2 separate regions of the Homo sapiens genome follow, and region 2 is linked to region 1. The links are chromatin loops, found by intact Hi-C in ENCODE. Cell type or tissue: PC-3. All regions are shown on one strand. Each heading gives the region's core, and the rest is flanking DNA. Links, peaks and the distances in the headings are about the cores only.

Region 1 (15,960 bases), core at 3,351-11,350:
CTGAGAATGATGGTTTCCAGCTTCATCCATGTCCCTACAAAGGACATGAACTCATCATTTTGTATGGCTGCATAGTATTCCATGGTGTGTATATGTGCCACATTTTCTTAATCCAGTCTATCGTTGTTGGACATTTGGGTTGGTTCCAAGTCTTCGATATTGTGAATAGTGCCGCAATAAACATACGTGTGCATGTGTCTTTATAGCAGCATGATTTATAATCCTTTGGGTATATACCCAGTAATTGGATGGCTGGGTCAAATGGTATTTCTAGTTCTAGATCCCTGAGGAATCGTCACACTGACTTCCACAATGGTTGAACTAGTTTACAGTCCCACCAACAGTGTAAAAGTGTTCCTATTTCTTCACATCCTCTCCAGCACCTGTTGTTTCCTGACTTTTTAATGATCGCCGTTCTAACTGGTGTGAGATGGTATCTCATTGTGGTTTTGATTTGCATTTCTCTGATGGCCAGTGATGATGAGCATTTTTTCATGTGTCTCTTGGCTGCATAAATGTCTTCTTTTGAGAAGTGTCTGTTCATATCCTTCGCCCACTTGTTGATAGGGTTGTTTGTTTTTTTCTTGTAAATTTGTTGGAGTTCATTGTAGATTCTGGATATTAGCCCTTTGTCAGATGAGTAGATTGCAAAAATTTTCTCCCATTCTGTAGGCTGCCTGTTCACTCTGATGGTAGTTTCTTTTGCTGTGCAGAAGCTCTTTAGTTGAATTAGATCCCATTTGTCAATTTTGGCTTTTGTTGCCATTGCTTTTGGTGTTTTAGACATGAAGTCCTTGCCCATGCCTATGTCCTGAATGGTATTGCCTAGGTTTTCTTCTAGGGTTTTTATGGTTTTAGGTCTAACATGTAAGTCTTTAATCCATCTTGAATTAATTTTTGTATAAGGTGTAAGGAAGGGATCCAGTTTCAGCTTTCTACATATGGCTAGCCAGTTTTCCCAGCACCATTTATTAAATAGGGAATCCTTTCCCCATTTCTTGTTTTTGTCAGGTTTGTCAAAGATCAGTCAGTTGTAGATATGTGGCATTATTTCTGAGGGCTCTGTTCTGTTCCATTGGTCTATATCTCTCTTTTGGTACCAGTACCATGCTGTTTTGGTTACTGTAGCCTTCTTTATTACTACCAAATGAGAAGTTCTTAACTAGCAAACAGTTTTAATGTTTCATGCCTCTGCCTTACAGTTCTTGATATTTGGATTAAACATAGACCTAGAAATAATTGGGAGATTTCATATTGAATACAATGTCCTGTGTGCTAAAAGATGCTCAACTGATTAGTGCAGCACATTTAAAAGCACATTTAAAAGCAATGGTATGGTGATGTAGGAACATGGTAGGAAGTATATTTCTTGTTGTTTTTTTGTGTGTATTTCTTCATGTTTATTACAGCATTTAAATATGGCTTTTATAATCTATCAAAGATTATATCATTCATTTATTTATCTGACAAGCAAAGAAGAAATTTGAAAGCTGAAAAAAATCACATTCTTGGAAATCGAGCTGTATGAACTAATTTAGACTTCTTAAGAAATCTTCTTGTCTTGTCATCAATATTAACATCATGTTATCACTAAAATAATGTGTGTAGACTATTCAAGTATATTAGTCAGGTTTCTCTAGAGGGACAGAAATAATAGGATAGGGATAGGTATAAGAATATAAAGGGAAATTTATTAAGTATTAACTCACATGATCACAAGGTCTCACAACCGGCTCTCTGCAAGCTGAGAAGCAAGGAAAGCCAGTCTGAGTCCCAAAACTGAAGAACTTAAGAGTCTGATGTTCAAGGGCAGGAAACATCCAGCATGGGAGAAAGATGTAAGCTGGGAGGCTAGGCCAGTCTAATCTTTTCACATTTTTCTGCCTGCTTTATATTCTAGCTGCACTGGTAGCTGATTAGATGGTGCCCACCCAGATTAAGGGTGGGTCTGCCATTCCCAGTCCACTCACTCAAATGTTAATCTCCTTTGGCAACACCCTCGCAGACACACCCAGGATCAATATTTTGCATCCTTCAAGTCAATCAAGTTTACACTCAGTATTAACCATCACATCGAGTTATTAAATGTATCTCTAAGATGTGTCTTAAAGCAAAAGTGACCAAAATCAGAGCAATAAACCTTAATCTTATTGAAAGTATTTCTGAGATATGTTACAGAGCAAAAGTGCCTGAAATGAGACCAATAGACCTTAATCTTTTATTGGTGCTGTGAATCTTTAATTAAAAATCAATCTTAGCCCTCATTTGTAAAGCTCCCAGAAGTAATTTCCCCTTGACAACTACTGTAGTTCTGAGGGAAAAAATTGAGTCTTATCTTCAATTCTAACATATCTTTGCATAGCAATCTGAAAAGTCAGATATTTAATCGTCATGAATACCCACATTCACAATGTTTTCTATTTATTGAACATTAAATCAAGATTGGGCATATTGCCAACTATTGACTTATGAAAACAGTATTTGTGTGATATTTACATGCATCCTTTTTATTTGCACATCAAAATACTACTTGTGACAAATAGAATGATTGCTACTTGTTATTGATCCCAAACATCTTTGTCCAATCATAGATTTTAAAAAAAAAACACCAACTTATTCATAAGAGGACTAGAACAATGTTTTTTAAAACATTTTTGCATACTTCCCCATATGCCGACTGCTGATACATTAACAATAGATTCACATCAGAACATTCCTTACTACTTCAGCAAAATATTGACCACAAGCACAGGTAATTGTTCTTCCATAATGTACACTTTTAATACTTACCTGATTTTAGCTCCTTCCACTGTCTTCTACACAAGATGTTCCAGTCGGATCTTCTTTCTCTTGCCCAGAAAGGCCTAGCTTTTGCTTTCCAAAGAGACCTTTCATGAACTTGTCCCACTATCTTCACATGAATAGAGGCAGCTGTCCTGTTTCCCTCAGTCACTTCCTTCTTGTTAGCCAGATGTCAATTAAAAGTCTCTCCTCAGTGAGATCTGTCTTCTCAATCGATATGACCACACCCCTGGTCACTCACTGTCACATGCAGAAGGGGTATTAAAAACCGTTTAATAATCTGTAAAGCAGAAGCATCAATCAGAAGGGACACAGGCTATACAAACAGGTATGGCTGTCCTGTTACATAATTGCTGAGCATCTTCCCTGATGATATCAAGCTCTTCTATTCTCTTTAGAGCATTATCACTATCTGAAATTAATCTTGACTTGGCTGTTGTTTGCCTCTTCCTGATAAGAGGTTACAGCCAGGCATGGTGGCCCACACTTGTAATCTCAGCAATTTGGGAGGCTGAGGTAGGTGGATTACTTCATCTGAGAAGTTTTAACCTAGGGCAACATGGTGAAACCTCATCTCTACAAAAAATACAAAAATAGCCAGGTGTGGTGGTGCATGCCTGTAGTCCCAGGTACTAGGGAGGCTGAGGTGGGAGGATTGCTTGAACCCTGGAGGTCAAGGCTGCAGTGAGCCAAGATCACCACTGCTCTCCAACCTGGCAATAGAGTGAGGCTCTGTCCCAAAAAGAAGAAAGAAAGGAAAAATAATATGCTCTCTGAAAGCAGAGTTTTCTTCATTATTGTATCCCTAGTACCTAGATTAAAGTTTGGCATACAATAGGTATTAAATATAGAATATGATATGTGCTTGCTTTTGATCTGAAGAACACAACTCTGAGAGCTATCTCCCTAGTTTTAGTCACCTACATGCCATTAGCAACAGCATGACTTGGACACTTAGGAAAATGTTATTTTGTTCCCATCCTAGGAGAAGTTCAATGAGTTTGCCAGATGGATAGATAACTGAAATTTGCCTAGAAGTGGTTGGTGCAAAAGCATCAGTGGCCTCCTGCCATTGTTTGACAGAAGCTGAAAGACTTGATAAGTTCCAGTCAGTTCGAGATATTTTCCACCTCACCAAGACCTACCAGTGGGCCACGGATCACATATTGACATTTGAATGCTTTTGTAGAGCAATATATGACTTCAGGTTAATTAAGGTCCAAATTTTCACTTGTCAAAATTTACAGGCTTTCAAAGTAAATAAATTTGCATTATTTTTTCATATGAAATATAAGTAAAAATTTTAAAATTAGTAAGATTAAGTTAAAAAACAGTAAGGAAAAGGCAAGCAATAAAAACAATGTTCAGCAAGCTTTATGAGAATAAGATCAAACTACATATAAGGAACGTAGTCACAGAATTTACTAGATGCTTATAAAATACTAAACTCTCTTCTGAAATTTCTTTATGAAACGAGGATAATAGTACCTACTGTACGCTTTGTTGTAAGAAATAATAAGATAATTGTGAATAATTTACCACACACTGTCTGGCAATGTAGTAAATACTCAATAAATATTGCTATATTGTTATTAACCATTTCAGCAATTAAAAAACAGATACAAAGTTCAGCTCCAATAGCTCTAGGACTTTATAATCTTATTATTCCAAGAATGTTCCAGAAGTCTTCATACCCAAAAACTGGGTAAGAAGTGTCGATCAAGTGTCATGTCATTAAGCACTAGCCCTCTCCATTTTCAACCGCTCTTAAAGTAATAACTTCAGGAGGAGAAATTCGTTAAAAAGTTTATAATGTCTGTGAAAATTCTCCCTTCTAACCTACAGTCCAGAATTCCAAAAAACCCTTGGAGTGATTAAACAGCTAAAAGAGACTTTAGAGTGAGACCTCCTGGTTTTACAGATGAGGAAAGTGCATCTCAGAGGTTAAGCCCTTGTCCTACAGCTACTTTACGTCAATCCAATGATGTTCACTGAACATTTACTATGTGCAAGAAATAAAACATAAGTAAGGCATAAGTTCTGCTTCTAAGTAGTTTATAATAATAGGAGAGGATGAAACACAAGTATCAGTAAACAATAGAAAACATGACATAGATTGTCACAAAAAAAGGAGCAAACAAGATGTTTTGATGGATCAGAAAAGAGATCGCTTCTGCTTAGATGCAAAATAGCAAAGGATTTTCAAAAAAAAATAAGCTTGTAGATGAGCTTTGAATACTGGATTGGCTTTCCCTATGCTGGGCTGAAAGAAATGGTTATCTTTCCAGGTAGAAGAATTAAAAGCAGCAAAGATAGGAGGAGAACTTTTAGGGCAATTTCAGGGTCTACAGAGCTTTCCAATGAGATTAGTGCATTGAGTACAGAAATGGCAAAAACTCGATAAGAATCTGTAAAGAGACTCAGATTGTCCTGTGGCTGGCCATGAACACCAGCTAGAGGAGTTTAAACTTAATTCAGCAAGTTGAGGGGACACTGCTGGCTCTTTCTCAGGAGAATTGCTTTCTATAAAATGTGGTTTGGGAAGAATGATCTGTAAAAGCTATGAGGAATGTTTTGTATCACGGAGAAACTAGAACTGGGTAGATGATTTTATTTTGCGGTAACATAGGGCATACTTTAGCATTTGACAACCACCATGGAAAGAAGAGGCTAGAAACAAAAGATAAAGACACAGTAGAGTTGATTACATTTAGCAACATACTGAATTTAGGATTAAGAGAGTAGAAAGAGTCAAAAGAAAAGGTAGAGTCTTTAACAGAAGTAGATAACACCAATAGCAGGAAAAAAACAGTTTGGGGAGAAAAGATGACTTGTTTAATTCTTGGCCTTAAGTCTGATGTATTGACAATGTAGTTTATTCATTCAAGTGGAGATCCATTTATATAATAAGAGGTTGGAAAAGCAGATAGAGGACATACAAAATAGACAGTGGTTAGAAAGCTAGATTTTGGAATGATCCAAATGGACTCAAAAACATCTTCAGAGCAGGTAATATCAGCAAAACTTTTTTTGGTGTAAAAAAATTAAAGAGAGAGGACAGCTGAAGACAAAGTGTTTGGGATTTTTTTATTTTCTGAAAAAAACTCTTTTTATAATAAGGAGAAGAGCATTCAGAAAAAGACAAAAACACCGTGCTTGAAAAAATTGAGAAAGAGAATCTCAGAAATCTGGGAGGTGTTTGGAGGAGTGAATGGTGGAAATTGCCTGTTTCCCCCTCCTTTCCTCTTCCCAGACATGCCTCTGCTGGCCCAGCACTCAGGCATTTGTCAGGAAGCATTATGAGAACCTATGGAGAATGGCAGAAGGGAGAGAAAAAACATCAGTGAGCCAACGCACAACTGGGACCAGAGGTTTCAGGTTTGGGAAGTGAGAAGCCCCTGAATGGCAGGATGTGAGGATTTCTTGAACAAGAAAACAAAAGCCAGTGGAAAAGAGAAAATGCAAACAAAATAAAAGATAATCTAGGAAAGCAATGTGTTTTAAAATGTGGAAAGAAATGGAATCAAGAACACAGATTATTGTTATTATTATTTTGGATAAGAGGCACTATGTTTTTAGTTTTTCCTCAGGCAGAGGTGAAAAATATTTCAATTCTGGTTAAAATTTACTAAGTGCCTATTACAATGGCCCACGTTCTGTGCACTGGAATTAGGGATACAAATTAGAAAAGATGTGCTTCCCTCAAGGAACCCATCATTTAGCAGGAGGAGCAGCCTAATCAATGAAGCAAATGAAGACAATCACTTTACAAAACTCCACTCCGATAGAGCTCTGAAGCTAGTGCTGTGGGAACAGAGATGGCCGAGTCATTGATTCCATCCGCAGGAACAGATGAAAATGTTTTGTAACCACTGACCTCTGCTTGTGACTAAAGTAAAAACCAGGATTCTGCCAAGTAACCAAATTGTGGTAGAGAAATTCAGGCAGAGAAAATGTGAGCAAAGTCACAAATAAGTGGGGAAAAAGGGAAAGGAGAATGATGCAGACACACTGAAGACATTGATTCATAAAGAGGAAGACAATGACAATTGAAAGAATTTGCAATCCAGGACCTGGTGTTCTCATTAAAGAAGAATGTCTGTATTGGTGACAGCCCAAATAAAAGGAGGTCTGAAGCGTGAGAACGTCTAGGGATGGGAAAGGGTTAATAAGAAATAAACAAGAGGTGTGACCTGTAGATATGAGTTTAGGCCTCATGAATTTTTAGTGAGCCAAGAAACATGGGTATGTGAATTTTTCTCAATCATCTGGGGCTAACAAATAATTTTATTTTTTTTATTTATTTTTATTTATTTATATATATATATTTTTGAGATAGAGTCTCACTCTGTCTCCCAGGTTGGAGTACAGTGGCGTGATCTCGACTCACTGCAACCTCCGCCTCCTGGGTTTGAGCAATTCTCTGCCTCAGCCTCCTGAAGATTACAGGTGTCCGCCACCTATGCCCGGCTAATTTTGTTTGTATTTTTAATAGAGACGGGGCTTCACCATCTTGGTCAGGCTGGTCTTGAGCTCCTGACCTCGTGATCCACCTGCCTTGGCCTCCCAAAGTGTTGGGATTACAGGTGTGAGCCACAGTGCCTGGCCAACAAAATCTTAAAAACCCAGCTTTCCTGACTCCTAGTGAATGTTTTCTCCATTAAACTACAGTTTATGCATCATATTATGATGAGGACATGCTCTGGGAAATGCTTTGTTAGGTGATTTTGCCACTGTGCAAACATCATAGAGTGTACATAACACAAGCCTAGATAGTACACCATGCTACATGCCTAGGCTATACAGTACAACCTATTACTCCTAATGTAGACAACTGTAATACAATAGCAAGTATTTGTGTATCTAAACATATCTAAACAGAACAGAAACAATAAAAATATGCTATAAAAGATTTTTTAAATGATATACCTATATAGTACACTTACCATGAATGGAGCTTGCAGGACTGGAAGTTGCTCTGGGTGAGCCTGTGAGTGAGGGATAAATGAACGTGCAGGCCTAGGACATTACTGTACACTACTATAGACTTTACAAATACTGTACACTAAAACTATACTACATTTATTTTTTAAAAAAGTAATTCAGCGACAACATTACAATGGCTAGTGTCACTAAGCAATAGGAATTTGTCAGTTTCCTTATAATCTTATGGAACCATTGGCATCTAAGTGACCCATTGTTGATCAAAATATCATGTGGAGCATGTCTGTACAATCTTGGCTAGAGAAAGAGTGTGCAAAAGAGGGTTGACTAATGTTGTGCCCTGGTGGATGACATAGTGTATGCAGGTAGTATTACTAGGCATATGACTAGCAAATGCCTAGAAAAATTGTTAGGTGATAAGCTGCCCTCTTCAGGTACTTACTGGAATCAAATAAATAGTTACAGATAAAAAATAATGAGACCAGGAGATTTTAAGCAACACGTTCTTCTGGAGCAAAACTTAGTTGGGCAAAATTCACTTTCACTAACACCATCCAGAATCAATGAAGCACAGAGTTATGGGAGTTCCAAGAAGCAGTCACTAACTCTGAATCCAAAACCTGAAGAACCAGCTACTCACCCGCTCCCACGACCACCTCACACATGTACATGCATTCACGCTTGGCCTTTACCTAATAGGCTCCGCTGATAAATTTTCAAACATTTACCATGGAAAATTTCATACATATACAAAAATAAAAGTAGTAAAATGAGGAAGCACATACTCATTACCTAGCTTTAATTATTATAATCTTAAGGCCAGTCTAAGCTGATGAGCATTATGTTTCTTTCACATTTTAAAAGGGCTCTGTGGACACTTAATGGAGTTGTAAAAAAGGTGACAAAAGTATTCAAGAGAAGGGAAGCTATTTCATGAATATAAATTGGACACATAAGCTTACCTGGACTGTAAAATATGAAACCAAAGATTGCAAAAGCCTCTTCCAAATATACATAGAATTAACCATAATCAGAGCACATAACAATTATATTTCATCCTTACCAATGACCAATAAAGTTATAGGAGCTTAAAATGCCCCCAAGAGAGTTTAGATAAGCCCAAAATAATTTTTGATTACACCATAATTTAACGCTGAAATGATATTCTATGGGAAGCTATTAATTTCCATCTGTGATGATCATTACAAGTATCATCGACATCCATTTATCTTGGGGAACAGGGCCGTCACTTAAGTATCTTTCTATTTTATTCATTTATTTGTGTATTAAGTCAAACTACACTATGTGGAGTTCAAGTAGGCATACTGAATTCTAAGTTACTTAATCAATTTTAATACAGAAATGTATTAATTTTTAAATTTAGTGTTAGTGCAGTTTATGTGCTAAGGATTTCCATGAAACATGGTGTCATGTTTTTATGAAAAAACACATAGCAATTCATTTGGTCAATCATTGTTAATTTAATCAACTTATAAAACATGCAGATTTATTATATACATGTATATATATAGACATACACACACACACACACACCTGATTATCAAAACAACCTTTAATCCTAGTTGATTTCCCTAAGATCTGTACAAATGAGGGGCAACCTATTCACTGCTTCCCATCCTAACTCACAATTTGCTCCTTCCAGCTCAGGGGAGTATTATGAAGTTGTGTGTTAACTGACTCAGGGAATCACCTGACTTTATGTCACTCTTCTCACCTCCACCTCCATGCAACTTTCTTTGATCTCCAACCACTCTCAGATTAGCAAATATTGCTTTACCCAAATTCTTATGAGATACAAATACACATCCTGCTAAATCGACTCCTCCCACTTCTGATTATTATCCAATTACTTGAAAATGTTTCTCACCTCCCTCTCATTAGACATTTTTGAGAAAAATAATCATCTCAATTATGACTCACAAATTTTAGTGGGGTGGTGGGTACCTACCTGTAGCAATAAAAAGGAAAGTCATGAGTTTTGAAGCAAAATCATATGTAACAAGAAGCAAATTATATTAACTTTTAAAACCCTAACACTCTCCTGTTGTTCTTTTTAAAGTTATTTTCATCTTCTTTGCCATCCTTTAATAATTAATACACTTTGTCTCAAATGCCAGTATATAAAACAAATCTTTAATTTAAATATTTATTTATCAAATAATGAAGGCACTGTGCTAGGCTAGGGGTATACAGTGGTGAACAAAACTAGACATGGCCCCTGACCTCATGGAGCATACTGACCAGTGCAGAAAAGAGATATTAATCAAATACTCTTACTAATGAATGCACAAAAACAATCTGAGGCACATGCTATAATGTCATGAAGCAGGGTTCTAGGAAACAATATAAGCAAATAAATCTGACCTGCATTTGGGGCTCAGGTAAGCAAAGCTTAAATTCAGACCTGAGGGATAACTAACTATAATCCAGGAAAGAGAGGGCTCTGAACTTTCTAGAAAGAGTGAAAAGAATGTGTAACATGGAGGAAGAAAGCCAATGTGGCTGAAGTTAGAAGATGCTATCGAGAATCTCATGGGATAAAGCTCATGGCACACTATTCAGGAGCATTTAGGATATGGGGAAGATTTTGGTCTTAATCTTTAAAGCAATGAGAATCCAATAATGAGTTTCAACTGTGAACATGTGTGAGAGTATGTATATGTGTGACGTGTATGTGTAGAGAAGTGACATGATCAAATCTACATTGTCAAAATATCACACTGATTGCAAGTAGAGAAACCCTAAACACGTTTTCATTAATGCGTCCTTCTTTACCACTAGAATTACAAAATATGTTCTCTTGACTGCCAATGTATAATTTTTGTCTGTGTTATGTGTGAAATTGGTTTCTTTGGTTGATCTAGAAATCAAACAAAGGTTTTTAGCATTATTGCAAGACAAAGTGCCATCCAAATATCAAATATCTTATAAAAAGACTAGGAAAATAACCATCTTACAGGTGCACCTGCTAATTCCTTAGGCTATTTCTCAGATATTTGCATATTCCTTGTATTTTTTTTACTTTTTTACTTTAAGGGGATGTTTCTGATTCAGGCACACAAGCATACAATTATGTATTACTTTCTGAAAATTGGTATTTAATTGGTACGATGATATTCAATTGGCCCAAATAACTCTTGCTTCCAAAAGAATAAGCTTATTTTGTCTAAAATGTAGACGATGAAAATATATAGTTTCACTATATTTCTAACAAAAAGAAAACCATCAATCTTTGCTGACTATAACTAGTTATGGACATTATGTACACATAAGTAAGTATAAAATTAATTATGTACTCTGAATATTAACATTGAAAATTGTTTCCATAGAAACTTGGAGCTATAATCTCCTAGAGAAAAAGAATTACATTTTTATTTACTTTACTATTTTAGAGCCTAACAAAGGGTTTAGAACACAGTCGAATCAATTAATGTTTGTTATTTTACTACATAAGTGTTTTCAAATCTATTTTAGTTACAACTTCAGATTTATTTGTTTAATACCCAAAGCAAAGTTTTTCATTAACAAAATTACTTTTTGTTTTTGTTTTTTATTTTTGAGATAGAGTCTCACTCTCTCACCAGGCTGGAGTGCAGTGGCGCGATCTCAGCTCACTGCAACCTCCACCTCCTGGGTTCAAGTGATTCCCCTGCCTCAGCCTCCTGAGTAGCTAGGACTACAGGCACCCGCCACCATGCCCAGCTAACTTTTTTTTTTGTATTTTAGTAGAGACAGGGTTTCACCATGTTGGCCAGGATGGTCTCGATCTGCTGACCTCATGATCCGCCCACTTTGGCCTCCCAAAGTGCTCGGATTACAGGTGTGAGCCACCGTGCCTGGCCAAAATTACTTCTTAAAAGAGATGATTTGAAGTAAACTTGATTGACTGTGCAGTCAATATTTTTAAATTAATATGCATTTAATATTCTTACTTATCTTAAAACATAATTGCATCTTTTCAAATATAATAGACTAGATAGCTTTAATTAAATTTAATGACCTCATTACAGAACTACCAAGCATTCCAATCTGCTTAGGTCTGAGTAGTTTCTCAGAATTGTGACTATCACTGCTAAAATTGGAAAAGTCCCAGACAAACTGGGACATTGATTACTAAAATATTGTCATATGTAACCTATAAGGGTCAATTGTCCTTTATGTTTAATTAAGACTCTTCTATTGTCTTTATTGTAATGGTCTATTTATTTAATTGGGAACTTCCAGGGTAAACATGAAAAATTAACACTACTTATCCTTTGAGACTGTAATTTGCTCAAATTCCAGTTTGGAACAAAGTTTCAGCCAGATTACTTGAATTACTCACATTTTCTTTTCTAATATTTACTAATAGTCATTGAAATAGTTGGAGTACTTCAAAATCATTCCTCTGCATCAAACAAGTTTTAAGAGAATGTGGTTAATACATTTACCTCTTGTCAGACAAATTTTCAATTTGGCCTGGATTTCTGTCTTAGTAGTTGACAACAGGAAGATATCTTATCATGGAACAAGCTAAAGAAGCATATTTTCATATCTTCTCAAACGACTTGGGAACAATATGTTTGGAAATATAAAATGTATTGACATAGGTGACTCTTAGAATCTACAGTGGTTGCTGAAATGAAGAGCAGTAATAACAGAAATGCACTGAAATAAGACAGGAGATAAAAATAGTGACCATATGTTCTCATCAATATAGTAAAAAAAAGAAACTGAAAATTTCCAGCTTGATTCGACATGATGTTGGAACTATGTGTAGGCATGTAATTAAGGAGAAAGAGAAACTGGCTATATTTTGTGTTTTAACAGTTTTTTTTAACAGAGCAAATTAATAGCTTTATGATGGAATGGAGAGTCGCAATACACTGAGACAGTATCCACTAAAATCTACTCTGTGTTGAGGTATTGAAATCTCCTTTTTTTCTTTTGTTTTCAAAGTAGCTTTTGGAGCAAATTTCAATCCCATACAGGTTCATTGAATATAATCAAAACAAACAGTAAATTGTCTTCTAGGAACAGCAACAATAAAAAAAAACATTTAAAAAGAGATCATTTATCTCATTTTTTACATGAAAATTAATTGGAAAAAAGAACGTGTTCTCACTGTGATAGAGTGGCAAGTTCAGCCCTCGAGTCGCTAATCTATGGGAGCCACAGGCAGAGGTGACAGGGGACACAAAGTAGATGGTCTTCTTGTATGTCACTTTGTGTGTATTATTTGAAGAATGAGTGTCACATTAAAATGAGTGTCACATTTAAATGCCAGATTGGTGCTGTCATATGTAACTGAACTTTTCAACAAGGCAGAAGGATACTTACTGAGGGATTTGGAAAGCTGAAAATACATGACTAGGGAAGTTAATTATAAATAATACAATCTGTGTATGCAAATACCAAAGAAACTTGTGTTAAATTAAATCACTGGCAACTTTAAAAGTTTGTGTTTCTTCAACATTTTGTCCCACTGGTGTACTTCATCGAAATATATTGAGTAAGTTAAATGAGGAAGTAGTGTTATTCACAATGCCCCTTCAGAGCCTTTAAACTAATAAAATGCTACGCGTTGCTCCAAACAGAGTCCCACCAGTACATAAAGGATACATTTTGCCAAAAACCATATAGTCTGTAGACTATAGGGTATCACAGTTTAAATTTTGAAGCTTATCTCTCACATATTAAACCAATGTGATCAGCTGAATTAAAAACTGTAATTTAAAAATTGTAATTAAATTCTTTGATACACATGCCCCAGAATGGACACCATTTGCTCAGTACTCAGGAAGCTAAAATTTAAATAACAATTCTGGGTACTTCTGAGGATGAATACAAAAATTGTATATACAAAAGCAAATTAAACACAACTGATGATCTACCCTTCAAGGTTATTCTCAATTAGAAAATAGCAGTCTTAGTCATGAGGGTAATAAGAAGTGTGACTATCATTGCAAAAAAAAATGTGGTATTAATATGTCAATAACTTTATGTCAATAACTTAAAGTTCTGAAAGAACCAAGGCTCTTAAAAACATTGGCTCATGATGATATAGACAAAGTAATTTAAACGATTATCCATTGCTGGGTGAAAACATAAGAAAACTCATTTAACACACGTTATGCATGTCCTTTGGGAAATTCCAGTTTGGAATCACCTTACCCTGAAAAAAGATGAGTTAGGAATGTATTCAGGAAGATAAGTTATTGAAAAATCACAAGTTCTATTTATTTATATTGTGTTTATATCGTCAGCTTAATTTTAGTAAAACATTCATATAATGAGAGTGTATTTAATACAGAAGCTGTTATAATAAAACATCATAATTTGTGAGAATTTGAAGCAATTTTGATTAACATAAGAATTTTCTCTGCCCCTCCATTATTCCATACTGTGGATAAAGCCCAGAACCTCGGCCAATATAGCTTGTTTGCAACCATCTCCACTGACATATATTTAGTAATGCATTTAACATAGGTTTCAGAGGGTTTTTCTTCCTTCAAGATAGACTACCTTTAGGAAGAATCCTTAGGGATCATCTAGTAACCTTCTCCTTTTCTTAGATCACAAAGCTACTTATCCCAAGACAGCTTATGTAAAATTGTTAATTCTTAAAACATTTGGTATAAGAGAATTCTTCAATGAAACCATCTGAGCCTGAATATTTCTTTTTTGGGGAAATTTTAAATTATAAACTTAGTTTCTTTAATATTAACAGTTATAGGCTTATACAAATTATCATTTTTATATTGGGTGAGTAGTGGTAGTTCTGTTTTCTGAAGAATCAGTTTATAATTTCACCAAAGTTGTCAGATTTTTGTGTGTACAGTGGTCTCTAGCATTCCCTTATTATCCTTTTAATGTATTCAGGGCTTGTGGTGATATCCTGTTTTATTCCTGATATTTGTAATTTGGATTTTTTTCTTTTTCTTTGTCAGTCTTATTTGAGATTTATTAATTTTATTGATGTCAGAAACCAAGCTTTTTAATTAACTTTTCCTATTTTTTGTTTTCAATTTTATTGGGTTTTGCTATTATCATTATGAATTCCTCCTTTATTTTGGTATGGGTACATTTTGCTCTTCTTTTTGTATGTTTTTTGAGGTGGGAGCCTAAAGTATTAAGACTTTCTTCTCTAGTGTATACATTTAGTGCTATAAATTTCCTTCTTCATACTGCTTTAAATGTGCCCCACAAATGTTTATATGTTGTATTTTTATTTTCTTTACTTGACACTTTCTCTTTTACCTATGGATTATTTAAAAGTGTGTTGTTTTATTTCCAAGTGTTTGGAAAAAGATTTTACTGTTGCTGATTTCTAGTATAATTTTATCGATTGAACACAATTTGTATGATATCCAGTTTTTCCAATTTTCTGAGTTTTGGTTTATAACCCAGGATATGGTATATCTTGATATATATTCTGCAGGACTTGAAAATACAGTAGTCCCCTCTTATCTATGAGGAATACGTTCCAAGACCCCCAGTTGATGACTGAAACTGCAGATAGTACTGACCCTGATTGCCTTCAATTAGAACATGTTTGTGTTCATGTCTTCCATTCACAAATTTAACGGCTATTCCATCTTAACTAAGCACTTATCATGCACTTATTATCACTTTGGCTGTAACTTTTGCGGTTTAAATGCAACAGCTAAACTAGCACAAACTGTTTTTCTTTCTTTACAATTTCATGAATAGAAGATTTGTTTTTACCGTGGATCTCAGCAACCTCGGCATATATTTTTTTTTCCTTATTAAGTCAATTTTTACTTACAGTCAAATTGACTTAAGTCAGTTTTTACTTTACAGACCTTTTTATTTAAAGGGAGCACTTTACAGCTTCTCTTTGGCATATCTGAATTGCCAACACTACCACTCGAGCTTTGGGGCCATGATTAAGTAAAAATAGGGGTTACTTGAACACAAGCACTGCAACAGTGCTACAGTTGATCTGATACAGGAGACACCTAATCAGCGACTAACAAACAGGTAACATAACAAATAGGTAGCATGGCTACGCTGGTCCAAGGGCTGATTCATGTCCCAGGTATGATGAATAGGACAGCATGAGGTCTCATCGCATTGCTCAGAATGGTACACAATTTAAAACTTACAAACTGTTTATTTCTGTAATTTTCCATTTAATATTTTCAGACTATGCGGTTGACTGCAGGTAACTGAAACTGTGAAAAATGAAAT
Region 2 (15,960 bases), core at 4,111-12,110, 260 kb before region 1:
TATTTCTTTCATCACAGTTGCAGCAAATGGGTTTCAGTAAAAACTGTAAGCCTGTAAAACATAGTTACTCTTTTCTAGCCTAATTATTTTTTGTCACCTGTAAACCCACATTACGCCATGTGAATGATGAATTGTGTGGATGGAAGTTGAATTTATGGTGCAGTTTACTGGTAAACTAGAATAAAGTAAAATGTTCATTACCATTTCATAAACTACCCGACAACTAAGTGATATATTGGCCAACAGACAAAAAGAACACGACTAAATTTTCTGTATTTCTGGCAATTATTTCAACTTTTCCAGAAATAAAGTAATGTAAAGGGAAAATTGCATTGTTAATATGTACATGATAAAATGATATGTTAATGTTGTGAATTCATGTACGAAATATAGATAAATTTGTATTCATTTGAAAATCCTAAGATTTATTATTTTATCATAAACTAAGATAATATTCACCTAAAAAACCACTTCTGATCAGTTACATATTTAAAAGAAAGGCATTCTTAAATTTAAAAAAGGGGGGAAATTTTAAATATTTCCTTGGACTCTCTTTCAAACATCACCCTAAGAGAATAAACTCACAATATAAATGAAAGCTCATTCTATTAATGTCAGCAAGTACCTTTGCTTGTAAAGTTTTTATTTTTATTATGGTGATTCGATATTAATCTATTATAGTAAAGGTAACATTTTAACTAAAGTCAAATCATCAGTCACATTAACAGTGATTTTCAAAGTTTATTATTTTATCTCTATTTTTGTAGAAACTGTTATTCAAAAAATGATAGACTAAACAGAATAAATAATCTCATAAAATCCTAAATTCACTGTTTAGTGAATCTGACCACATTTTTTTATTTCTTTTTTTTTTTTTTTGCTACACTTCTAAAAAATAATTGTTTTTTTTAAAAGACAGCTATTGAACATAACATAAATCTGAAATAGTGGTTTTTGAAGGAATATTTCCAGCACTCTTTGTATAACCTATTTGCTGGTGAGCACACTAATTTTTAATGATTACAAAATATTAGTAATTAAAAATGATCCTTAGAAGGATATATGCATAAATCAAGACATGGCAAGCCAATCACACATATTTTTTTGGATCGATGTAATATACTGAGGTTTTGGAAACCAGATAGATAAAATTTCTTAGTTCATTCTGGCTGCTATAACAACATACCACAGACTGGATGGCTTATAAAAACAGAAATTTATTTTTTGTAGTTCTGGAGGCCAAAAGTCTGAAATCAGGGTGCCAGCATGATTGGGTTCTGGTGAGGGCACCCTTCCTGGTTGCAGACTGCCAACTTGACATGTACTCATGTGGTAGAAAAGACTACTAGATTGCTGTCTGGGATCTAATTCATAAGGGCACTAATTCTATGTATGAGGGCTCTACCCTCGTGACCTAACTACCTTCTAAAGTCCTCATCTCCTAATACTATCACTTTGAGGGGTTGGGATTTCAACATATGAATTTTGAGGAAACACAAGCCCTCAGTCCACTGTATATAATATCCATGCATTTTAACAGAAATGTTTACAAATTACTGTATCTAACAAAAGAATACTAGCTAGAAAATAAGTAGAACATAAGTACTATAGATTCTATTTAGCTAAATGGCCATACAAAGGATATTCATTTTAAAATATTTTATCTTTGTATCCAAGTAATTACGATGACTCGTGAAAAAAAGGAGAAAAAGTTGATCATGTTTAGCTATAGAACATTATACAAAGTGTCTTACTTTTCAGGCTTATATCAGTCTATTAGCAGTTCTTATAAATATCAAAATATGTTTAATTTTCAGACATCACAAATCTGAGATGAATAATTCATGTAATATATGTAATCAAACATAATTATTGATATTAATGATAATTTATAGAATTTAGTTTTATAAAATAAATTGCTATAAACCTTATGAATAATTGACTAAAAACTCTTTGCAGATCAGCTTAAAAGTAAAAGAAATCTTGGGGCTGTATTCATGAAAACAGAGTTTACAGATCAAGGAAAATAGTAGTATAATTCTACTGCTTTCTGTAATAACCAAATTCAAGAGTTTCTGCTTGATCTGAATATGTTACATAAACAGATAAATATTAGTGTATTTCCAGCTCAGGTGACTAGGATTGTGAACTATCTGGTTAGGAAATTCTTTGCAGAATTGTTCAAGAAAAGTTGAACAATTCCAAGGAGAGGAAAGAACAAAACTATAAGCTGACTTTGGATACTTGAATTTCAAATATGCAGATGAGGAATTACATAAATTCCAGGTTTTCCAGAATAATCAAAATAAAGTATTGGTTCAAAGAGGTTTTCCACGATCCACCAAACCAAATAATTCACCCGTTATTTTCTGCCATGAAAATCTATGATTTTCCTCACAGAATGTATAATTATTTGTAATTATGAGTCTTATATGGGTATGAGAAGTTAAATTTTATTTTAACTGGTGGCTCTAGCATTAGCTTAGAGAGTGGTTTGGCTTAGTTTGGTTTGGTTTGGTAAGGTGTAGGGAAAGACCTAAGCCAGGTGATCCTAAGGGCCTGGCTGGAACTCATCTTGAAAGAAGACTCACACACGACTCTTCACGGATCAAGGAAAGGAATTTACTTCGGCAACCAAGGGAGGAAGAAGACTCAATGATGATGGAAGCCTAAGACCGGATGTGTGAAGGGTCAGTGAGAAAGACCAACGACAGTAGACAAAAGGATACATGTGGACTTTCTTTCATTTCTTGAAAAATGGTGAGCTATATGGTGAGAGTGACCCAACACACAACACATTAATATATATTAATTATTAATACAGTTTTTTAAAAATTATTTTTAAACATGGCCAAGATAGTAGCAAGACCACAGGAGTTATGCAGAGGTTACATAAGGCAAGAAAACAAAAATCACAAAGGTAAATTAGAAGGAAGATGTATTCTCTCTAGGAGTATCTGCCGTTATCTGGCATTCAAGAGGTTGTGTGTTAAAGACCTTCTGATCAATTGCATAGGCCTCAGCCGAATGTGAGACTGGGCAAAAATCCCTGCCTGAATTCAAGACCCCTCAAAGGAGAACTTTAGTGGCTGAAACAGGCAAAGCAAAAACATGAACAACCATCTCAATTAGACAGAGGATGGCTTGGCTGTTGACCCTCATGAAGAATAACATGACGAAACAGAAACGTCCCTCATGGAAATTGCCAGATGTAAATTAACAGTCACTTGAGCTAGGAGTGATTGCTCATATTACCTGCATCAACCAAATAACCCCAAACAAAATTTTAGATAAAGGTTCTCATAGATTGGCCATGCTGTTTATAAAAGTTTCAGAACACAAAAGCAAAAACAAAAACTCTAAACTTGAATGCTGCTAGTAGCCTACCACAAAATGTATAAAGACAATATTGAGAAAAATACCAGGAGAAACCTGTACCACTATCATTTTAAAATGTAATTTTGACATTTTATTATTATAATTCAAATGTATACATAAAATACATCTTCTTTTGTGTGTACATTATTTTCAATTACATTTTAGTGATAACTAACAAACACCTCCACACACCCCCTCGTGCAGACATTATGCACACACATACATAACAGAGGCTGCTGAGCAAGAGACGCTTTGGTACCGTCCAGCTCTGCCCCGTTCTCTCTGAAATTTCAGTCAAGTTAAAAAGTCGTAAGACAATTCTGTAAATAATGCTTCATTTGAAGAAATTTTCCAAGGTGCACTGCAAAATTACCCTTTGCCTTTCTTAAAATTCTTCTTTAGAATCTTTCTCAAATAGAGAGGTGCTTTGTGAGTTTTATTTTTCTGTAAGTGAGAATTAAGGAAAAGCGTTATCTGTCCCATCTGCATCATTTACTGCAGAGCAGTAGGAGAGAAAGTAGGAGCTCAATTCTAGGGACAAAATGCCACAAAGGCATCCGCAATGTGCCGCAATCTAGGGGGAGATTCTGGACATCACCCTTGGAGAGTGGAATAAGATTCGAGCCCAGTCCTTCTCAAGGAACGTGAAGCCCCAGTTGACATCTGGGTTAGTTATTTTTCTGAGTGTTTTGTTTAATGCCTTCCTCTTCCTCTAAATTGTAAGCTCTATGAAGGCAAGAACTATGTTTGATTTGTTCACACCAGTATATTCAATGCCTTTTAATGTCTCCAGAAGATCATTAACAAAAGATTGAAGACCAGAAGAAGTTAAAAGAAGGCAATTTCTAGCCATTAGAACTGCCCCAAGATGGTAGCCACTGCTTTGAGAAAACAGCAAATACCTCCTTGCTAGTATTTCCAAGAAAAATTTTATAAATATTTCTCAGGAATATTAGGGAAGAAATTGTTTAATTGAAGTGATAGATCTTTATTCTTATGTTTTCTTACACAAATTATTTAAGAAAATCTTGAATAATTAATTTTTTTTTCCTGTCTAATCTTCCACGGACCCCTAGCTAAGGGAGAGACAGCAGGTGAACTAAGTCACCGTTAATACAAAGAGACATTTGCAAGTAGTGGGGGATATAGGAGAAACACCACCATAATTAGAGGGGAAAATTATAAAAGTGTGATCCCCAGGGTGGTGTGTCTCTTGAGAAAAGCTCTACTAGAGGGACCTCTAAAATTTCCAACACTTCCAAAATTCTGAATATAACAGAGACAATTTTTTGATGTAAAAAAAAAAACTATAACACTTTTTTCTTTAAGTTGTAGAACTGTTTCCTCAATTTGTCTGACCTGAAAAAAATCAGCCTTCTCAGGAAGGTGAGCAACTCCAGCTAAAGATGAATAGAAACTGTTCTCGTTATTTACTTTTGCACTCCACAATAATGGCCTCTATTGTAACATCACCAGTGATTTACTGTCTGGTCTTATGGTAAAGAATATTTTTATTTATTTATTTTTATTTTTAATTTTTTTTTGGAGACGGAGTGTCGCTCTGTCGCCCACGGTGGAGTGCAATGGCACGATCTCGGCTCACTGCAACCTCTGTCTCCCGGGTTTAAGCGATTCTACTGCCTCAGCCTCCCGAGTAGCTGGGACCACAGGCGCACGTCGCCACATCTGGCTAATTTTTTGTATTTTAGTAGAGACGGCGTTTCACCGTGTTGCCCAGGCTGGTCTCAAACTCCTGAGCTCACAGAATCCGCCCACTTCGGCTTCCCAAAGTGCTAGGATTGCAGGCATGAGCCACCGCGTCTGGCATTGTTTTTGGAAGAGACGCTACGGGTTTAGTGGTGAGTCGTAAATATTGCTTCCATAAGTTACTTCTGTTTCCTTTAGGATTTCTGTGCACTGTCCAGTCCTGCCATTTCTCTTTTAATTTCTTTGTCTCGTGGAACTTCATTGTGTAGGCGGTAGTGATGGTCCTTCTCCTGCCTTGCAGGCTGAGGCCACTTGAGGCATTTCTAGGAATACCCTTTTATATTATCTCTTTTTGAAATTGCTAAGGTCACATTTTTGACACTATCATCTAAAACTTCTGTGCTTTGCTCTTTTCGACAGTGTTACTAGCATTTGCTCTTCCATCACATTTAACCTAGTTCTCTGAAGCTAGTAACCCTCTGCCTTTTTCCTATGTTTTCCATCCTTGACTTGTTCTGCTTCTTGACATTTTGGAATGTGCACTTTTGCTTTCCAAACAATAGGTGCTGTTGATATGTGATGCAAATCAAGAGTTTCTTTTTATCACATGGAAGTCCATTTTTTTTTCAGGTTTCATATTTTCCCCAATCCATTTCAATGTAAAGTGCACGGTGAGGACACTTCCTCTACTTTCTAATAACACTCAAACTATAGTGAACTCAAAAGTAAAATTTTACAGGTAACATAGAATGAGATATTTTTAGAAACCCATAAAAATTCCCAAAATGCCATTTGGTGATACTCAATAATACTGAGAAAAATTATACTTTGCTAGTTTTATTTAGTGGTTTGGAAGTCAACATTCTCAAATATTAATAAATATCACTATATTTTTATTACACACATATATACGTATGTAAGTGTATATGTACATACATATATACACATACAGGAGGCTTGGTAAATAATTCTTTAATATATACTTTTTGAAAATATTAACGACACTTAGATGTTGTTGTGTGGCATTCTAATCAATCTTTAAAAAGCTAAAACAGAATTACAAACATATTTATGAATTTGCCATAGTCCATGACCTAGAGACTTGTACACTAATGATAATATAGTTTGCCAGCTTTTTAAAATTAAAATGTGACATAAATGAGTAGGGGACATTATTACTCAACTTAGATTCTGTTATTATTTAATAAATTGCATTAAAATGATACTTTTGGGAATAAAAGTGATTTATAATTTGGAACTCTTTAGAATTTATGCAAAAACGCTTTATAATATTGTTCAGTTTATTCTCTAGGGAGTTCAAGGCAGTGGATGAAATTGATTATATTCATAATTTAATATATTTTACTGTAATTCACATATGTAAAATGACAATATTTATAATTTCAAAAACAAAAACACAATAAATATCAATCTAGGTTAACCACTTTTATATTACAAATAAACAAATAAAAATCTAAATAATATATAGCTAAACAACCTGCCAAGGACTAGAATTTCAATACTTTAAATGCAATAACTTGATGTTTTATCATTTAAATAACACTATATAAATAAATATTTTTCATTACAATACTGCTTGTATTCTTTTTCATTTATTGAATCCATAAAAATATATGCTTGCAGCTGTGCATAAAGAATAAGTATACTAAAGCAAATTAATACATTTGATTGTTAAATGTACAGAATTGCGATTAGGGAACTGTATTCAGTTTGCCCTTGTTCTACTCTTTGTAGCACAATGCAGTGAGCTGTTACAATTTTTTTCTTTACCAAAATTAGAAAACCTTTAACTATTTGAATTTAATTTCAATGATTTCTTATTTACCTTGTAAACTGGAAAATTTAATAAAAGGCAAGGATAATATTCCAGATCTTGTATTATAGTTTAACATAGTTTTAAAGTGATGTTCTGAAAACTAATAAAAAGTTAAATTCTGTGGACGTAGCCTAACTTCACAGCCAAGGACAGAAAAGACATATAATTCTTTGCAGTGAACTCTGCACACCCTAGTAACAATCTATTACTGTCAATCTGAGGTTGAGTGAATATCAGACAATGCTAGTGCAAACTCCATCTTTCATTCCTAAAGCTATCCTTCTGTTGATTTGAGCTGCATCAAGGATTACAATAAAAATTGAAGCACTCATAAGTAATACCTCTTCAGACAGGAAAATGTGAACTGTCCTTCTGGGAATATTTAATGTCAAAATCTAATACAATGCTTCTCATCTTCTTTGACTATGACTAAACCTATATGCTGAGTGGACTGACCACTTGCTGTTACACCTGCTTTGTGGCAACTCACTCAAAAAAGAAATCAACAAAAAGCCATGGAACAAAAAGTGATAAATTTAAAGTTTCTTCTAGTAGTAAAATTCAGGTCAAGATCCAACGTTTAATTTTAAAATGGGTTATGACCTCGTTGCTACAGGATCAGACAACCAAGTGGAAAGATAAAATATAATTGGCAGTTTGAAAGGACGTATATTTTCTTATCTCTGCCAAAATACTAACAAAACAAAAAGAAAGAAAAATATATTTTGAGAAATCATTAATTGCCACAGACAATAAGAGATAAATTAAGCAAAGTGATCATATCTTGTCTTCTGTGATGGCACTGGCTCCTAGAACACTACTTCCTGGCACTAGCGTAGATCTTACAGGGCTGACTTTGAAAGTCTCAGACTCCAAGAGCTATTCATGATAAGCCTAGGGAGAAGCAGCAGAAAATAAAATGTTGCCTGTGGAAGTGGTGCACTCTCCCAGTCGGCAGGGGGCGTACCCGTGCCGGGAGCAATCTCAAGGAAGACTATTCACATATTTCTAAAATTCACTGTACCATGACAACTTTCACAGTGATTGATAGAAACAGAATTTTTCATGCTACTTAATTATTTAAATACACAATGTTAAGTGTGAAAACTCAGAGAAAAAGAAAAAGATTCCTCCATTTTTGACATGAAGGTAAAAATATCATCTTACAAGTTTAGATTCAGTCTTTTGTGGCATTCAGATAGGAAATCTTAGTAAGATTCTTAGTAAGGCTTATTCTAGCTAGCTTGCCACGTGTAAGTGGGTAGCACTGAAATATTATTGATCTTGTTTGGGTTTCTGTTTCTGTATGTTGTTAAAAAATTATACAGTTTGGATTGGTAATCTTTGTGTTTCCTTTCCTCAATAAAACTATACGACTTCATGTTCATTTATATTTGTATTATCCAAACAGAAGAGAGACTACGATAATGTCAGTTTCAAAAAGGAAGTCTTTGATCCCTTTAGATTTATTTTTTTATTTTATGTTACTTTATTTTAGTAGATACGAGGTCTCCCTATGATTCCTAAGCTGGTCTTGAACTCAAGCAATCCCCCCTCCTCAGCCTCCAAAAGTGTTGAGGTTTCAGACATGAGGCACCATGCTCAGACTCCATTTTTTATTTAGATCAAATTATGACAGATATTATAGATACCCTTGCTTCACACTCATTCAAACCATTTCTAGCTTTCTTTCCTGTACTATTGAATTGAGAAAGCAAATATACACTTTCTTTGCTCCCTTGCAGGTGGTGCACTATGTGAGATTACGTTTTACAAAATGGGAACACCAAAGTAAGGCTTAGATAAATACACGAGCAATCTGAGGCAGTGACTGGGAGATGGAAATCAGAAGCTTCTAGAAGCATAATGATAGAAGTATTTGGTTTTTCTAAGACCACTGTGATTGAGTTCTTAGTATCTGTTTTCTAGCACCACTGAGACTAAGCAGCAATGATTTTTCAGCAGAATGGATTCTTAAGATGGTGGATCATGTTCTTTCATATGTCTCCTTGCTGGTTCTCTGTCTCTGCAGGCTATTCCCTAAGCTTCCCTATACTCATGAAGTCTTCCTGTTGAAATCAGAGTTTCCATTGCCTTCAGCAAAGGACCCCCATTAGCACTCTGAAAGGTAAGAGGTGGTTTATTTCATAATTGTTACAGATGATGCAATATATGGTGGTTGCTTGAGTTTTTGGTTTTCCCATTTGTTCTTTGGCCTGGTTTTGTGTGATAGTCCAGAGGGATTTAAATCTTTCTGCTGTCATCATTTTTCCTTAATTCTCTAAAAGTTATTTAAAGTCATACTAAGACACAATATGACATTGTAGCTAGGAAAGAAAAACAGAAAAAAATGAACACATTAAGGAAGCCCAGGAACTGATAGGCATCTATCATTGAGATGTAAGGGTTACAGAGATTGCTACTTGCCTCTCACTTCTCAACAAGTAAATGTCTTCTTTCTTCCAATCATTCATTTTGACATGACTTACAAAAACTTTTCAAGAATGGAGCACAGAACTTCCATATAATGTCAAGATGTAATCTTTAGTTTCTTCAGGGGAACTAAACATTCTTGTGGCTAACTTCCCTGGCTACGGTTTTAAGTTATTATCACCTTCTTGCTTAGCAAGTTGCTCATTGACTTTTTAAGGCTAGCGAGGTGCCTGGAATTTCCCTTGAAGGAACTCAATTTTTTTAAAAAAAATCTGGGGATACGGGGTTCCACAGGCCCCAAAGAGGAGTTCCAGCTCCCTCCCAACGGCATTAATTCAAATTTCCCCAGTGCTAGTATTTTACCACATTCTCTCTTTATCTCCCACTTTCCTCCTCCCTCCACTTATATATGCATGTAGGTATAAGTACCTGTGTGTACATATGTGTATATATATGGCTCTTAATGATTTTTAAATTTTGTCTATATGGGGGATGATATCCCATTACTCTTAAACAAGTCAGCAATGCCTTTAAAACGTATTTTTTCCTTCTGGTCCAGGATCTGATTTAGATTCACTTACTACATATGGTGCTGTTCCTGTTTAATACCCTTTAATATGAAATAGTTCCTATTTTTCCTTTATTTAATACTGACTTATAAAAACACAGATTAGCTCTTTCACAGAATGCACTCAAATTCGGTTTTTCTGATGTTTTCTTATCATTGGATTCAGGTTGTATATTTTTGGCTATGATATCACAGACACAATGCTTTGGTTTTCTCATTGGATGGCATCAAGGGGCACATAATTTCTATTTTCCTCATGGCTGTTATTAGCTTTAATCATGTAGTAAAGGTAGTTTCTCACAGGTTTCTCCATTATAAATTTATTGCAACCTCCTTTGTAATTAATACGTAACTTGGGGGAGATAATTCTGCCCACTAGTATTGGCATCCCTTGATGATTCTCATGAGCTGATTATTCCTATGATGGCTACTAAATGGTGATTTTCTAATTTCCTCATTCATTCTAAATTTATGAGTTGGCATCCTACTGCAATGAAAAGCTTTTTCTTAATTTATTTTTTATTCATTTGCCATATATCTCTTTGTGTATATATGTGCCTCTACCTGTATCTATTGATCCATTAATATATCTGTATAGATATCCCAAACCATGTATTTATACAAATACGTCTAATTCCAACTGAACTCAAGAGGGTTCATTCTAGCTGTTTTCCATCTCATATTTTTACCTCATTCCCTGGTGATGAGAAACTTTCATCCCATTACTCTCACTATATGTACTTAAGTGCTCATACTCCCTTATGTAATCAAACTCCTGATCACACAAGCTACCTCCACAGTCCTGACAACCTCCTCAACACCATGCCCACTGGCTCCAAACACCTCCTATCTCCTCAACCCAAATCCCTCCACTTTGGCCCCATTAGGCCTGCTGGCCTCGTAAGCCTCAGCTGCCCTCTCAATTCTGATCACTTCAGCCCTGCATGTCCTCTCTCCCTCCTCAGCCCCTAACCACTTTTTCTGGTCTGATGTAGGCTTCCTCTCTATCTTGACCATATTCTCTGCCCTAGCGTGACATTACCACAAATCCTTGCATTTCAAGGGAAGGGAAAGAAAGAGTAAGATGAAGAGAAAGAGGGAGTTTTTAGATATTTAAGGAGTCAAATTACTACTTAGATAAAAGAACATATAATCATTAGTTTTCTTTGAAGCTAGACGTGGCCATGTGAGTGAATATTGTTGGTTTATTTTAAAATGTCATTTAGAATTTATAAGTCTACCTAAAATGTATTTTATAAACTCTGTGTTTAGATTGCCTTCCAATTGCCCTTTCAAATTTATATCCACCTTCTTCCAATCCATTCTGTGAGCCAGGTAGTGAACTTTCATTCTTTCTTTTAGTTTCTATTTGATAACAGGAAACCACAGACAATGAGGAGAATGATGTCATTATTTTAATTCTCTCAACCATCTCTCTGTGCCATTGCCTCTTATTGACTGTGTCTCCTGACTGAAAGTCACTGCTCTCCAAGCTATCTCCATATATCTCGCTCCTTCCACTTTTCAAGACTCTTTCCTCTCCCTCATTCTTTCAGGCAAGGGATACTAAGTATCTCTGCTTTACAAGTCCTGGCATGTTAGACTTTAGTTTGTGTTTTACCTAAATCCTTCCTATATATTTGTTAAAGTTCCTTTAATAAATGTAATTACCTTAATTTGAGAGCACCATCTGTTCCTACTGGGACCCTTACTGATACGTTAGTTGATATTAAAGTGGCCACAGAAAACAGATTATCAAAATAAGATCATTGAATTTTGTTGCTTATGTATTGGAGAAACATGAGAATGACCTGTTTGCTAAGGGGATCTGGCTAATGCATAAGATCAGGTGGCATCATGTTTTCTGAAGTTATCACAAATCTTAGCACAAGGTGTATTGCTATGACACAGTTGCAGTGGCCACAACAGTGGAAGTGAAGAACGTGTAGTCATTGTGCTTCTTACTATAGCTTTAGAGATAATCTATAGGGGAAAAGAAAACTTACTACCTATAAATATACAAGAATATGGGTTGAGAGCCCAAAGACATAATGAAATTTTCGTAATCACAGGGAAGTTAGGGCTTGAAACCATTCCTAAAGCATGATTAGCTGGACAAGAGGAATCCTATGAAATATTTAATTCAAGGATGCCACTTATGCCAAGGTAAGAGTATTGGTGAGAAAGAAGTGATATCCATAGATATGGGATAAGTAGACATAAATAATGTATAAAATCTGATCCTCCAAATTCCCCTCAAATTCTATTACTGGTAGATGCAGCCCTGTCACTCCCAATGTGGTCTGAAAGATTCATCCATCATCAACATAAAAGCTTTTGGTGATGATATTTTGGGGCACTAACCTTACAAGCTGATTCCATTTCTCCTCAGGTTCCATCCCCAACAACATCTCATTTTATTCAGGCCCATAATTAAATGTTAGTACTAATAGAGCCCAGACACAGTAACACAGGTCTTCTTAAAAAGGAGATAGCCTACATATTTAAGGAGTTATAAGATGATATCAATTGATATTCAGCTATATACTGGGGAGTATGTGTTGGAGTAAAACTTAAGGCTCAAACCTCATAAATATATATTGGCAAAGGTGCATTCACCCAGGATAAACATATATCATGTTGTGCTCAATTTTCTAGGAGTGGCATTATAATCTAGTCATCTGGCCGGTTAAATCTTTGACTCAATAATTCATATAATAAACAGGGTTAAATTAGGAGACCTTCCTGGGTATTTTACAGGGGAAGACATGAAGATTATGGGAGATGGAAATATTAAAATGTGCCTATTGGCTTAAATATGCTCATCCATCTACTGACTATACTCTGAAGATTTGGAAATACTATCTTAGATTTTTTTTTGAAACGTAATGGTAAGGGAGAATATCAGAATCATTGAACAATTTTTTGTGGTAGCTATTGTCCATGGGCTTAAGAGGATAGAAAGAGATCCTGTAATATAAATGGGTTTTCTGATTCGATTGAGAACAAAGGATGTGAAATTATAAAAATCAGGTACAAAGGGCGAGGTGGAAGCATCTGGAACTACTCTTATTCCAGCAAGGCAATCAAGCTAAAGCAATATCTAGTTTCTGGAGGAATTGCAGAGAAAAAGTTTCACCATTAAAGATGCAAAAGGTAAATGGATGTTGATTCTTTTTAAACCCCCATTTAGTGTGCCTGTTGGCCAAATGTGAAGAGCAAATGAGTCATGTATAGTGACCATACATTTTTAAATCTTAATTATTAGGTTGGCAATTGTAGGTTTATTTCCCAAACAGATAAGACCTGGTATCACTTTCACCCTCTCTGCTTTTTGTCCCCACTTACAAGTAGAAACAACAATAGAAAGCCAAATACACTCCCCAAACCAATCACATAAGATACCCGTTTTCTAATTATTCCATTTCAGCTTTACCATTCCTACCAAACGTATCTTATGACTTACTTTTTTCTTGCTATAAGGTTTTCCCACTCTCCTGCCTGCCAATAAGTCTTGTAATGCTGGCCAACTCCCTTGCTATAACAAACTCTAAATAAGCTTTATTTGTTTTTATATCAATAGTCTTTGCTTGTTTTTGCAGTTTCTTTCTGAAGCTGCACCAAGACAAGGTTTGCACTTCTCATTACTGTAGACCCCAGCCTTCAACCAGAGGCATAGTGCCCAGGGAGGACCCTTGAGCCTTGCTGCTCCTGGCTTGGTGAGTCCATGCCAAAGAGGAAAGTCAGCCACAGGTCTGAACTCTGTTCTCTTTGCATTGAGTTTCTCAGCTACTTATTCTCAATTGGTTTCTGGATTTTTTATTGGTTTTCATTTGTTAGGTATCTGTAATGGAATCAGGTCATTTCTTCTCATCCCTTTTGTTCTCTGTGTGCTTCCATTTTGCATCGTGCTGAGTAAAAATGTTGTTTGTCATAAGGAGAAGCACACCATGGAACAAAGGCATAGATCCTGTCGGCTTCTTGTCTGAGCTAGCTTAACAGCCCAGTCACTACAAAACCAACTTGCACACACATTGGCCAGAAACTGGGCTGCTAAATGCTGGAGGGCAAAATCTGATTGGACTGTCCCAGAAGGTAACCTAAAAGATACTTTTTTCCCCACAATAAACTTAAGGGTCAAAAAGACCCGAAGGGTAGGGCAAATTTTCCTAAAAACTACACCTAAATCATCTCTAATAAAAATTGACAGCACCATAATTTAATAATATTGACTCAGAAACATGAAACTGTAGTAGATTTTGGGGATAGACTAAAAACTACTTTCCCACAAGATTTAGAAGTTAAATAAGGTGGCAATATAGCGGCAGCCCTTTTATCTCTATTTGTCAATGAAGTTAAATCTGAAATTAATTCAGACATATAAATTAGATTAAGAAATATCCCCTTTGCCTGAAATACAATGACTTGAAAAACATTTTGAAAGGGCTTTAGAACAATAACAAATAAAAAAGTCAGGACCTAAAATAAACATAAAACCCTGCAGCTTGAACAGCTATACTATGTGGCCCACATTTTAACCCTTCTTAACAAGAACACTCATAGATATTCTGAAAAGAAAAGACACTGGAAAAAAGATTGTCCTATATTACAAAAGAAAAACACAAAAACCCTCTATTGAAATCAATGCGCATTCTCTAAGGTAGAAAAAAGTATCCAAGAGCCTATTTTAAACACTCAAGGTGAACTAACTATAAATATAAATAATTAACATTTTCATTTTCTGTTAGATTTGACTTGACTGTTAGAGCCTGGTATATACAGGTGTTACACTCTCTACATTAATTAAACACCCCCAACTTCGTTCAACCTCTTCCTCAGTGTAAACACAGCTGTAAGTATTCAAATAACCCACAGATTTTCTCTATCCTCCAGATCCTGACTATAAACCTTGGATTCTTGACTAAAAAACACTCCTTCCTGTTCTGCGATATGACCACAGAAAATGAAAATGTAATAGGGTATGGTTGGCAGAATAATATTCCTACTCCAAGATGTCCACATCCTAATCCCTGTTACCTATGAATACGTTAGGTTACAAGGCAAAAGATAATGACAGTTGCAGGGGGAATTAAGGGAACTAATCAGCTGACCTTAAAATAGGGGGAGTATCCTGGATTACCCTGGTAGGCCCAATATATTCACAGGATCCTTAAATGTTAGCGAGGGAAGCAGAAGATATTCAGAAAGGGATGTGGCTATGGAAGACACATCATTATTTCCTTTGATATCGGGGGATGATGGCCAATTGCCAAGGAATGTGGGCAGCCTCTCTCCCAGAAAAAGAGTAAGTTATTACAATCTATTGATCAGATTCTAAATTTGAGAGTTTTTAATTTAGAATTAAAGTAGAATCACTGTAATGTGGTACTTAATCTGTAATTACTTCTAAATTTTAATTTGATACCCTTCATATCGTAATAAGCCACCTGGAAAAACATAACGAAATTCAAATATGCCACTGAGAAAATGTAAGACCTTGGTTGGCACCTAGTGTCATGAACAATTCCATAAGCAAGTTTTTTTTTTCTAGTTCTCCCTGAGCCCCCGCTTGATACTACTCTTTTGTGACCAGAAAAGTGCTGTTTGCCTTAGACTAACACTTCAGAAACTTAGTAAGAGTACTCCGAAACTTGTCTGTTACACAGAAGCATTAAATTCTATGAAATCTCTCAAAGCTGAAAATTTTACTTTTTCTCACTATAAACTTTCACACTTCCCTACTTGCCCTTGAATCTCTTCCCTTGTAGAAGTGATGGTGGCTGACTTCCTTGCTATAGTAAGCTCTAAATTATTCTCATTTGGGTGGTCTTTCTATTTATTCTCACGTTTTTAAAAATAAAGCCCAAAACAATCCGAGAGGTTTCTTTGTTTAAACATTGCTCCAATTCATCTAGTTCTTACTGCACTTTAACACGTCCTTTAGTATTTTAAAAGAAGGCATTTAAGACGATTGAAATACTAATTACCAGTCATTCTAATGTCTCTAATAAATCAGGCCCCTAAGAAGCTCTTCTAT

What was found. Peaks named below come from ENCODE experiments on the same cell type or tissue, not always from the same donor. Only the 100,000 strongest peaks of a DNase experiment are listed, where the experiment ranks them.
Region 2: it touches region 1 in a loop (29-fold over the local background); 16 of 110 quality-filtered maps call a loop at or near these places.

The regions. Positions count from the first base shown.
Region 1 is chr4:170,581,982-170,597,941 of GRCh38, reverse strand. No RefSeq gene overlaps it. Among named protein-coding and RNA genes, the nearest start is that of LINC02382, 150 kb to the left of the region's middle. In PC-3, for the core only: no CTCF peak of the experiment used is centred there; a DNase peak (open chromatin) is centred at 8,121.
Region 2 is chr4:170,845,533-170,861,492 of GRCh38, reverse strand. No RefSeq gene overlaps it. Among named protein-coding and RNA genes, the nearest start is that of LINC02382, 110 kb to the right of the region's middle. In PC-3, for the core only: a CTCF peak has its summit at 7,859; no DNase peak of the experiment used is centred there; H3K4me3 peaks cover 607 bases.